Linked DNA regions of Homo sapiens: region 2 is linked to region 1. A link is a contact called in ENCODE Hi-C or POLR2A ChIA-PET data. All regions are on one chromosome and are shown on one strand. Each heading gives the region's core, a stretch centred on a gene start or an enhancer-like site at or near the end of the contact. The rest is flanking DNA. Distances are from core to core; before and after follow the strand shown. Region 1 overlaps NFIA-AS2 (NFIA antisense RNA 2). Region 2 overlaps NFIA (nuclear factor I A).

What was found. Hi-C counts contacts between places; a loop is a spot of excess contacts on that map. ChIA-PET counts read pairs that join two places held with the same protein, here RNA polymerase II (POLR2A). Pooled maps may share reads with other maps.
Region 2: POLR2A ChIA-PET joins it to region 1 with 10 read pairs in OCI-LY7. The contact joins two enhancer-like sites. A Hi-C loop is called at or near these places in 3 of 50 pooled maps. POLR2A ChIA-PET finds 5 or more read pairs at or near these places in 2 of 52 experiments (OCI-LY7 and WTC11).

Annotation. Positions count from the first base shown.
Region 1 is chr1:60,936,030-60,940,389 of GRCh38, forward strand. It overlaps NFIA-AS2 (NFIA antisense RNA 2), which reads right to left. Exons shown (of 7, transcript NR_110617.2): 7 at 4,215-4,360. Among named protein-coding and RNA genes, the nearest start is that of NFIA-AS2, 33 kb to the right of the region's middle. Within about 2 kb of position 1,867, at least 2 of the 41 ENCODE cell types and tissues checked have a DNase peak (open chromatin) inside an H3K27ac peak, as active enhancers do.
Region 2 is chr1:61,440,042-61,444,757 of GRCh38, forward strand. All of the region lies in intron 10 of NFIA (nuclear factor I A), which reads left to right. Among named protein-coding and RNA genes, the nearest start is that of NFIA-AS1, 190 kb to the left of the region's middle. Within about 2 kb of position 1,895, at least 3 of the 41 ENCODE cell types and tissues checked have a DNase peak (open chromatin) inside an H3K27ac peak, as active enhancers do.

The sequences.
Region 1 (4,360 bases), core at 617-3,116:
TTTTTAAAAACATATTGTAAACTTATTTATTTTTTTAAGCCAAAACAGACGTGGGAGGCCAGTTAGTAACAGAAACCATAGCAAAATGGAGGATGAGGAGGTGGGGTTTTCTATTTGATTAGAGTCGAATCTTAAATTTCCACAGCAAGAAAATATTGAATGTAGTGTAATGGTTGCTGGATTTTCTTAAGAACTGAAATCATTACACCCTGGCTGCGATCCAGGTTCTTCCCTTTTTTAGGTTACAATTTGAAACGGTGCAGAACATGCTATAGTATTGTAGTCATTTATGTAATGTCATTGAATCGAGCTTCTGGAAATAGACAAAGGACTTTGTGTCCTGAAATGGTCTTCTGGCAGAAAATTGATAGCAACATGAGATATGCTATTACTAGGTTTGCTTCTGCCTCCAAATTTGTGCTGACTAAAGTAATTGAGAGAAAGACAGAGAGGGAGAGAGAAAGAGAGAGAGGGAGGGAGGGAGAGAGAACAGGCAAGTGAACTTACAACTGTGTAGGGAAGCTAAATACTTAAAACAAATGCTGCATAGAGGGAAGGCACACATTTCCTAGCAGAAATGTGCAAGTTTTTCAGGGTCACTAAAATAATGTGAACCTCTTTGCTTGCTTTTCTGAAGTTGTTGTTTCCCAATTGGAGACAATGAATATGCAAATACATGACATGAACCCCCCACCACCCCGGTAATTCTCCCAAGCCCTCCCCTCCCATTCCAGCCCTCCAAAGTGTTTTGCCTTCATTGAAACCCCTTGTCTGGAGCTTTTGCCAGATTCATCAGAATGACAGGCGAGTCCAGCTTCACCAACCAAAGATGCAGCCTGAATGCAAATCAAACCCAGGCCTGGACACTCTAGCCAGGACACATGGTGTTAGGCACAAGCCCATGCCCTGCCCATTTTTGCCCCCCGCCTCCAGTGCCCTTCTGAGATTTGTCATCTTCATTGCAACAGTCACTTTCAGAAAGAAAAGTTAGAGCTGTTTGCGCATGAAGTGAGAGATATGTCAATAAGCCCCCTTTCCACATAAATAGCACATCAAAATATTACCAAATAATGCTGTTGACTTTGCCAACAGGCAGAGGACTCCATCTGGAGATAATATCTTCCAACTGAGAGGCATCCTAAGTGCCCTTTCCTAGGCAACAGGCAAAGTGACCATTCTGTGGCTAAATCCTGTCCTGTCTATGTGCAAGGGCAATCCTCTTCATCTTCCATTGTGCCCACACCACCTACACTGGATCCTGGAGTTGTCTGCTCCCATCCAAAATGAATTCATTGGTCCTCTTTCCTTTGTGATTACAACAGCACCGTCCACTTCTGACCACACTCACTATATCGAAGTATCCTCCAGAGATGTCCAAAATAGCCAATACCAGATTCTAACCAGGGACAGAGCTGGCTGGCTTCACCAATAATCTCCATTCATCTGCTCCTATCAACACAGAGACAACAGAAAAACTTGCTGTTGGGTCAGCTCTGCATGGTGTCAGGAGTGACACCTGAACAAAGTCTTCCCTGCTTCCGCTAGCACATGGGTCTCTCCTGTCTGCGAACTCCAATGTAATTAGAGTCTGAGCCACATAGATATGCTTTCTATTGTTCTCCTCAGTTATTCAAGAAATTCTTGCTGAGCATTTATTACATGCAAAGAACAGGAAGGCAACAAAGGTGAACCAAATATCAGTAGAGGTCCCCCAGCTCTTCCTAATCAGTGTGAATCCCCACTTATTCCACTGACATTTTAAGATTTCTGAGGATTCTTGGAGGGGCTTGTGTTCTTACGGTCATCCAGGTCTACAAGGTCCTTTCTCAGTGCCATCTCTGCCTTGGCCCATGTCCACCTGTCCATGAGAGAGGTCATTTCTATTTATATAAAAGCTCTTGCAAAGCATTTGTGAGTTCAGGAGATTTTTGGCAGATGTCACTGCGATATGGAGAGACGAGGAGGGAGTAATGACACAGTAACACAACATCATGTTAAGCACGAAATGTAAAATATGGCACCATCTTAAAAGCAGAAGATTGCAAGTGAAACTTCACTCAGACCTCCCTTAGCTCACGTCTTTCCTTCCCACCAGCTCAGCCTCACCCCACATAATTCTCTACCCCTTTGTACTCTTCTCTTCTCTTCCCTCTCAAGAGAAAAAAGAAATCTCATATTCTCAGATGCAACTGTTTAAACCATTCTCTTTTTTGGAAGGGAGGAGGGAGAGGAGTGATAATGATTTCTGAAGGCTGGGTTTAAAACACTCATACCCTCAGATCTCAGATACCTTTAATGAGTCATCAAGGGTTTTTTCCCTCAAACAAAGACAATTTCCTCCCCTTACACACACACACACACACACACACACACACACACACAAAATATTGTTGGTGCCAACTGTTAAAATAACAAATAATTCTGCCTTATTACACACAAAGGGATATGATGCCATTCTATTTAGTATTCCCTGCCATTTTCTGATCATCTTCTATGTCCTAGGAAATGTCCCAGGCCCTCCAAGCATGCAAATTCACTTAATCCTTGCCACAATTTACTGTGGTAAAGAAACTGAAGATGGGAGCAGTTACATTGTCCGGGGCCACCTAGAGCATTCTGATCCTAAAACTGTTATCTTAAGCAATAAATTACTCTGCCTCCCATAATTCAGAAGGCTGAATTATTTGCAAGGTACTATGAGAGGTATAAAGAGCAAAAGGCAGGGGCCCAGGTCACTTAACATAGTAAGCCATTGGAAACAAGGAATTACGACTTCAGAGAAAGACCTGAGTTTGAGTCCCAGCTGTGCTAGGGATTTGTTGCATGACATCAAGTAAGTCACTCCACCACTCTGAGCCTCAGGTTCCTCATATATAAAATGAAAATGCTAACAGTGCATACCCCATTAGGTTATCTTGGGGACTCAAGGAGATAAGGCATGGGAAGCACTCAATACAGTGCTTGGCATGTGATGAGCCCTGAATAAATGTTACCTTTCATTAGTATATTGAACATGATTTTATAGCTTACCTTGTGGATTTGGCATTTTATGATGCTTCTTTCTGCTGCTGAATACACTTTGTAAAAATCATTGAGATAGTTAACGTCTTGCTTCATTTATCTATTGGAGAATAGTGTTGTTTGTCCTATCAATATGTATAAAGTCATCCTATAGTATTACTAAATCTTTGTTTATATTTGCTCTAAGTGTTTCCCCAGATGTTTGTCTGCCCTTTAATTTTGCTTAACATACTTTCTGACATGCAGTTAATTTTTATGAAGTCGAACCTATCTAAATTTTACTTTGTGATTCCTTCCATTAATTTTAAGGATTTAAAAAATTCCTTTCTACACAGAGATTAGAGAGATATTTATCAACATTTTTTTCTAGGATAAAGATACATTTTAAAATGTAAAGTGATTCACAAAATAAATAGATTCTGAAATGTGATGTTGGTGGTTTCTTCTATTCATGAGCAACCTCCGTATCTCATGACTTGTATACCTTGGCATAGTGTTAATAATGATGATCACATAATCCTGTTTGGGGGATTAAATAAGAATCAGATTTAAGTCACTCATCCTGAGAGTTCTTTCATGAGTTAGCCCACTGTCCCCTTCTCAAGTAGAGAGATTTCTAGAACCTAAGAAGTCACACAGATCTCTAAGAATGCATTCATGAATGTGAAAGATCTGCTTAGTATGGCCCTGGCCCTCAAGGGGCTCTCTTTGTTTTCCCCATAATTCCTGTGATACAGAGAAAAGACTTTGGTATGAGGCTGATCCAGGTTAGGAGTTCAGCCCTACCCTCGACAGTATGATTCCCTAAATTCATACATGAGAAATCCCCTGAGGCTCTGTTTCCTCATTTAGAAAATGGAAGAAAATAACAGACCTGATTTCATACGTAGATCTACTGTGAAGATTAAGGTAATGCATGTAAATCTCTTAGCACACCTGACGAATAACAAATGACCAACAAATATTAGCTAGTTTTCCGTTTTCTCCACCAGAAGATGACCATGGTTGTCCCTAAAGGCCCTGATGCCCAGCATAGACTCTGGAGTAAAACTCCTCTTACTATAGCAGGAGGCGTAAACCTCAGGATAATTCTAGCCTGATGAGACTGATATGGTAATAACTGGGAGATACTGGATCCAAAGTACAGTGTATTCATTTCCCAGGAATGCCATAACAAATTACCACAAACTAGATGGCTTCAAAAACAAAATTTTATTCTCTCACAATGTGGGAGGCCAAAAGTCTGAAATCAAGGCACGGGCAGGTTTGGTCTTTCTGGAGGGTCTGAAGGAGACAGTCCTATGCCTCTCTCCTAGCTTTCAGTGGCTGCGGGTAGTTC
Region 2 (4,716 bases), core at 645-3,144, 500 kb after region 1:
TATAGCTTTTTTAGTGAAAAGAACATAAAGATTCCTGCCAACTGGAGTCAATCCATATTTTAATGTTTCCTAGTTAAGATTATAAAATCAAGGGATTAGGATCGTGCTGCTCAATGAAGGTCAAAAATTAAATGTGATGGGCTAAGTGTCATTCCCATGGGGCAGAAGTTAATATTTCAAAAACCATTTCTACCACTGGCAGTCAAGAAATGAATTGTCCATGATCATTAACCAAGTTAAGGGGAATCCCACTATCATTACTAAATTTAATGATGATTATTATACTAATCAACTATATTATTAAATTACTCTGCTGTTCTGTAATGTCCCCAAACAGTAATAGTGAATTGATTGCTACCAAGTAATTCTCATATACAGTTGAGAACAAGTTGAGATGCAGGATCATGGATGAAGGCCTCCTTTTGAAGAAAGAAGTTGTGGCTATTTTATGGATAACAGTGATAACGTAGAACGTTCTTTTAAGATGAAGAGTGAGTGGCACTACAGACCTGTTATTAACTATAATTCATTAGTACATGTTTTTTAAGTACAAAAAAAGAACACGTATTTCTCTTTATTGTGTTTTTTTTTCTCTTTCAGATTTTTGTATCCTCCTCCCGATGCTTTTTTTTTTCTTTTCTTTTCTTTGGGAAAAAGAACATCTATTTTGCCAGATTCCTTTTTCCACAAATTTTTAGAGCTCTGGATACTGTCTACTTTGGATTTTTATGAAGAGGGAAGAAAGGATATTTAAATGTCTTTATATGATGACTCAGACACATGTGCCCTGTACCATTTTCAAATCCATTTTAAGATGCCAGTATTTTTCAAAAGTTTTAGAAATTTCCTTAAAGCTGGTAATTTCCTTAAAGATTATCTACTCCAGACTCCCATCATTTTTCAGATACAACTTTAAGAATATTTTGGAATAAAGTTCATATCATTTTAATAAAGTAGCACCTCCAAATAAGAGGGGCCAAAGCCTGGGGAACTGAAACAACTTGCAAGGCCCCAAAGCTAATCAGAGACAGAGCAGGACTGAAATGCAGGGACCTGTTATGAGTGAAGGAAGGGACTAATGGTTTAATATGTGGCTTAGAAAATGGGTGCATGGTTTCCATTTTACAAAGGTGTTTTATAAAAGCCCAATATCATTAGACTGACTCAAACGCATTGCAATTCCAAGGAACAAATGCATGTAATTCAGAAGTTCACTTTGCAGGATTTACTTTCATAGACTGCCGTGCAGGGGTGTGTGTGTGTGTGTGTGTGTGTGTGTGTGTGTGTGTGTGTCTGTCTGTCTGTCTGTCTGTGTAACCTGTGCTTCCGTCTATGCTCCTGGACAGCTTTTTTTTGCATATTTTCCTATCTTCTGATCTTCACAGTGCAGACAAAGGTCAAAATTCCCATCTACCTTCACAGGCAAACACTTTAAAGTGCTTCTACATGAGGCAGGTTGTAGGGAGGACCTTTGATTTAAAGTTCAGCATTTACATTTGTAATTTTGACTAATTTCTGTGCTAGCATTAATTAAATTGAAATTATTTAATTAGAATAAAACTGAAATTGATCATTAGGATTAATTTAACCTGATAGACTTTGTGTGCCTTTCTAGACAAATATTATGAAATATAGTGATAATGAAGTAGTGAGAGGTATAATTTCACATCTTATAATGATTTTAGTATCCAGTTGTTCTCTCTGATATCTAGATAGTGCTGAATATTGCTCTTTGTTACATCATTACCATTTAGCTAGGGCCATGCTGTATCTCTTATTTGGCCTCTTCCCAAACATTTTTTTCCTGTCTTGAAGTCTGAAGATGTACCAAACTCCCTTCACACCACCCCCCTGTTAACGTCATTGTTCCCTTTCCCCCACCCCCACCGTCTTCCAGGAAGGCGGTTTGCTTGGCTCATCCCTTGGGTCTTGCATTGCAGTGACCTTTGTAAGCCAAGAACTGCCGGATGAAACTCATTATGGAATTCGCTAATGCTCCTCAGCCCTGGGGTCAATACTGTCAAATCTGGACTATCCCCTCGCACCCCTTCCTGGCTGCTTGCTTTGAGTCAGAAGCAGGCACGGAATGAAGCCCTGACGAGGGATGCCAGGCACTGAGTAGGTAACTCCAAGGGAGTACAGGAGAGAAGCGTTACTCCTCCCGGTGCCAGATTCGCTTCCAGGAAATAGTTTCCCCTCTTCATCCCACACCTTCCACATAGTTTGATCAAGCAAACACGCTTCCAAAGTTGGTGCCCTCTGTTTCTTAAAGAAAATTATAGGTGAATGAAACTACTATTTTACCAGAAGAATCAGTATAAATGAAATGAGATTAGATCTGAATCTACCTACCCACACATGAACAAGTATAAAACACTTTGAACTATCAACTATTAAATCAACTATCAAATTATTTTGTCTTCAAAACCATTAGGATCCACATGAATAAATTAAATCCTCAGGAAAATGTGCAAACCATTTTAAGTTTCAAATTTCTCCCATTCACCATTTTGTCAGAGTTGCTTAAAAAAAAAAAAAAGTAACATTAGCAGTTATGTTTAATAGGCTTCCTGTAGCAGCCCTTATTGGCAGGGGTCCAAAGGACAGTGGAAAATGAACCAAAGTTTGATAGATATTTATGAAAAAGAAAGAAGAAAAAATACACAAAAGAAAGAACACATGATTTTCAGTCATTTGGAATTGACTGACCAATGAGAAATTATCTCTTATGCAAATTATCTTCTTTCTGGAAATCAACCAATCAGTCCTGGCTAAAGGCTGAGAAACTTAAGATTGTAAGCCCAAATTCCACCCAATCACTGTAACTAAACTGCTGCTCCCAAAGAAACCAGTTTTATCATCCATTTCTGCAGAACGTCATCTAAATGGATTCCGCTTTCATTCATGTCCTTATCCAGTAAGAGGAAGCTTCTGATTTTTCCAGCAGAGGGTTTTATTTAGAAGCATATTCACATTTAATTTGGTTTTAGAAAACCCTTAATGTTTTTTAATATTGAGCTAGGTTGAGTTCAGGGGATTGAGAAAAAAGACTAAAAGCTTTGCATATAGCTAGCATGCTCGTGCTATTATTGAACATGCAAGAAAAGTGACGGCTCAATATTGCACTAGGTTAAGAAAAGGCCATGATCTAGCACATGAAGATGAGGTTTCTGTCTTCCGCCAGACAGAGAGGAATCCCCTTCCCCCACCCCAACAACTCCAAAGATAAAAAAGCATCAGTTACAGTCCTGTTAGGAGACAAAACACAAATATTAGTTCATTTCATCCTCACAAGCACCATGCTAGCTAGCAAGGTGGTCTTCATCCTTTCTTAGCAGAGGTGCAAACTGAGATCCAGATTCACCACACACTCCTAGTCCATCCACCCCCAGCCATGCAATTGCTTCTCTGAACCCCACCACCCCCACAGCAGTGCTTACTCTTGAACTATTTATCTGACGCATCACATGTCACTCTGCAGGGATGCAGCTGCTGAATCTGGGTACTGGGAATGCCACAACCTGCAGTTTTGCCAGGTATGCTCACCTATCAGGAAAGGACTGCTCCAGTATGAAAAGATGCTATAAAGTAACTCTTGAGCATTGCCCTGAGGTTACAGTTACTATTAGTATCATTGATTTATTACTGCTGTACCCACTTGCTTGCTGTTATAGATAAACTCCAATTCAGAGAGAAGTTGAGAAGGAGAGTCCTTGGTGCTCTTTCTCCTGTGCCCTTTCCATTTCTGCCCATGAAGATGATGGCTGCTTTCTCTGAACTCCTTGACCCTTGCTTAGCAACAAGATTGAGTCTTAATTTCAATAAGCCAGGAAATCAGCTCTCTCCAGATTGGTTCCCTGTGGGCATCTGAGAACCCCTTCAACTCTTCCTGCTTCTAAATGAAAAATAGCCATTTCTTCCTCTCTGATGCACCTTTATTGGCTGGAAAATCCCTGAGATCTTTTTGACCTCAAAAACCTCTTAGGTTTAGGATCTCTTTTGGGCTGGGTACATTTCTCTTCATAACTTAATCTTCAAGGCAGAAAAACCATTTAAGCAAACCCTTGTTTTAATATTTGAAGAGAATCAACGTGCATTGACCATTTCCACAGAAAGCTGAAACTCATTGCACAGAAATTTTAAGTCATGGCCATGAGATTCTAGAATCTACATCTAGAAGCCATTTTCAACTATAATGTTAACTAGAATGCCTTTTAGGGAAAATTAAGAAGCAAAGTTCTCCTGGCCCCTGCCCTGCCTTTCTCTCTGTCCTTCTTTGCCTCTGGAGTAGACCTGAGGAAATTTTTAATACTAACGAGAACTTGGTGCTGCGTAGCCTCTGAGTCTGAAATGCCTGAGAAAGCAGTCCAGATTCCAACTGTAAAACATTCCTTCACCAAGCCTTGGAAACTAACATACAGAGGCCGGCAGAGTTCAGAGGGAGCACATGTAAATGAGGCTCCGTTATAAACTCCTGAGGAGTGTTTTATTTAGTTTAAACCTGAACTTGAACTTGTAAACGGTGTTCCTTGAGAACAATACAGAAAGGTTGATGCAGTAGAACAGGAAGTCACATTTTAGCTCAGACATTTTACTCCTTTAAAAGAAGGAAACTATCTTAAAGTATTTCTTAATTGAACTGTCTTCTAGAATAGCACAAATTGGCATGTCTGCAAGATTTTTGGGATTGCAGAATCAGAATGGAAGTGTATATGT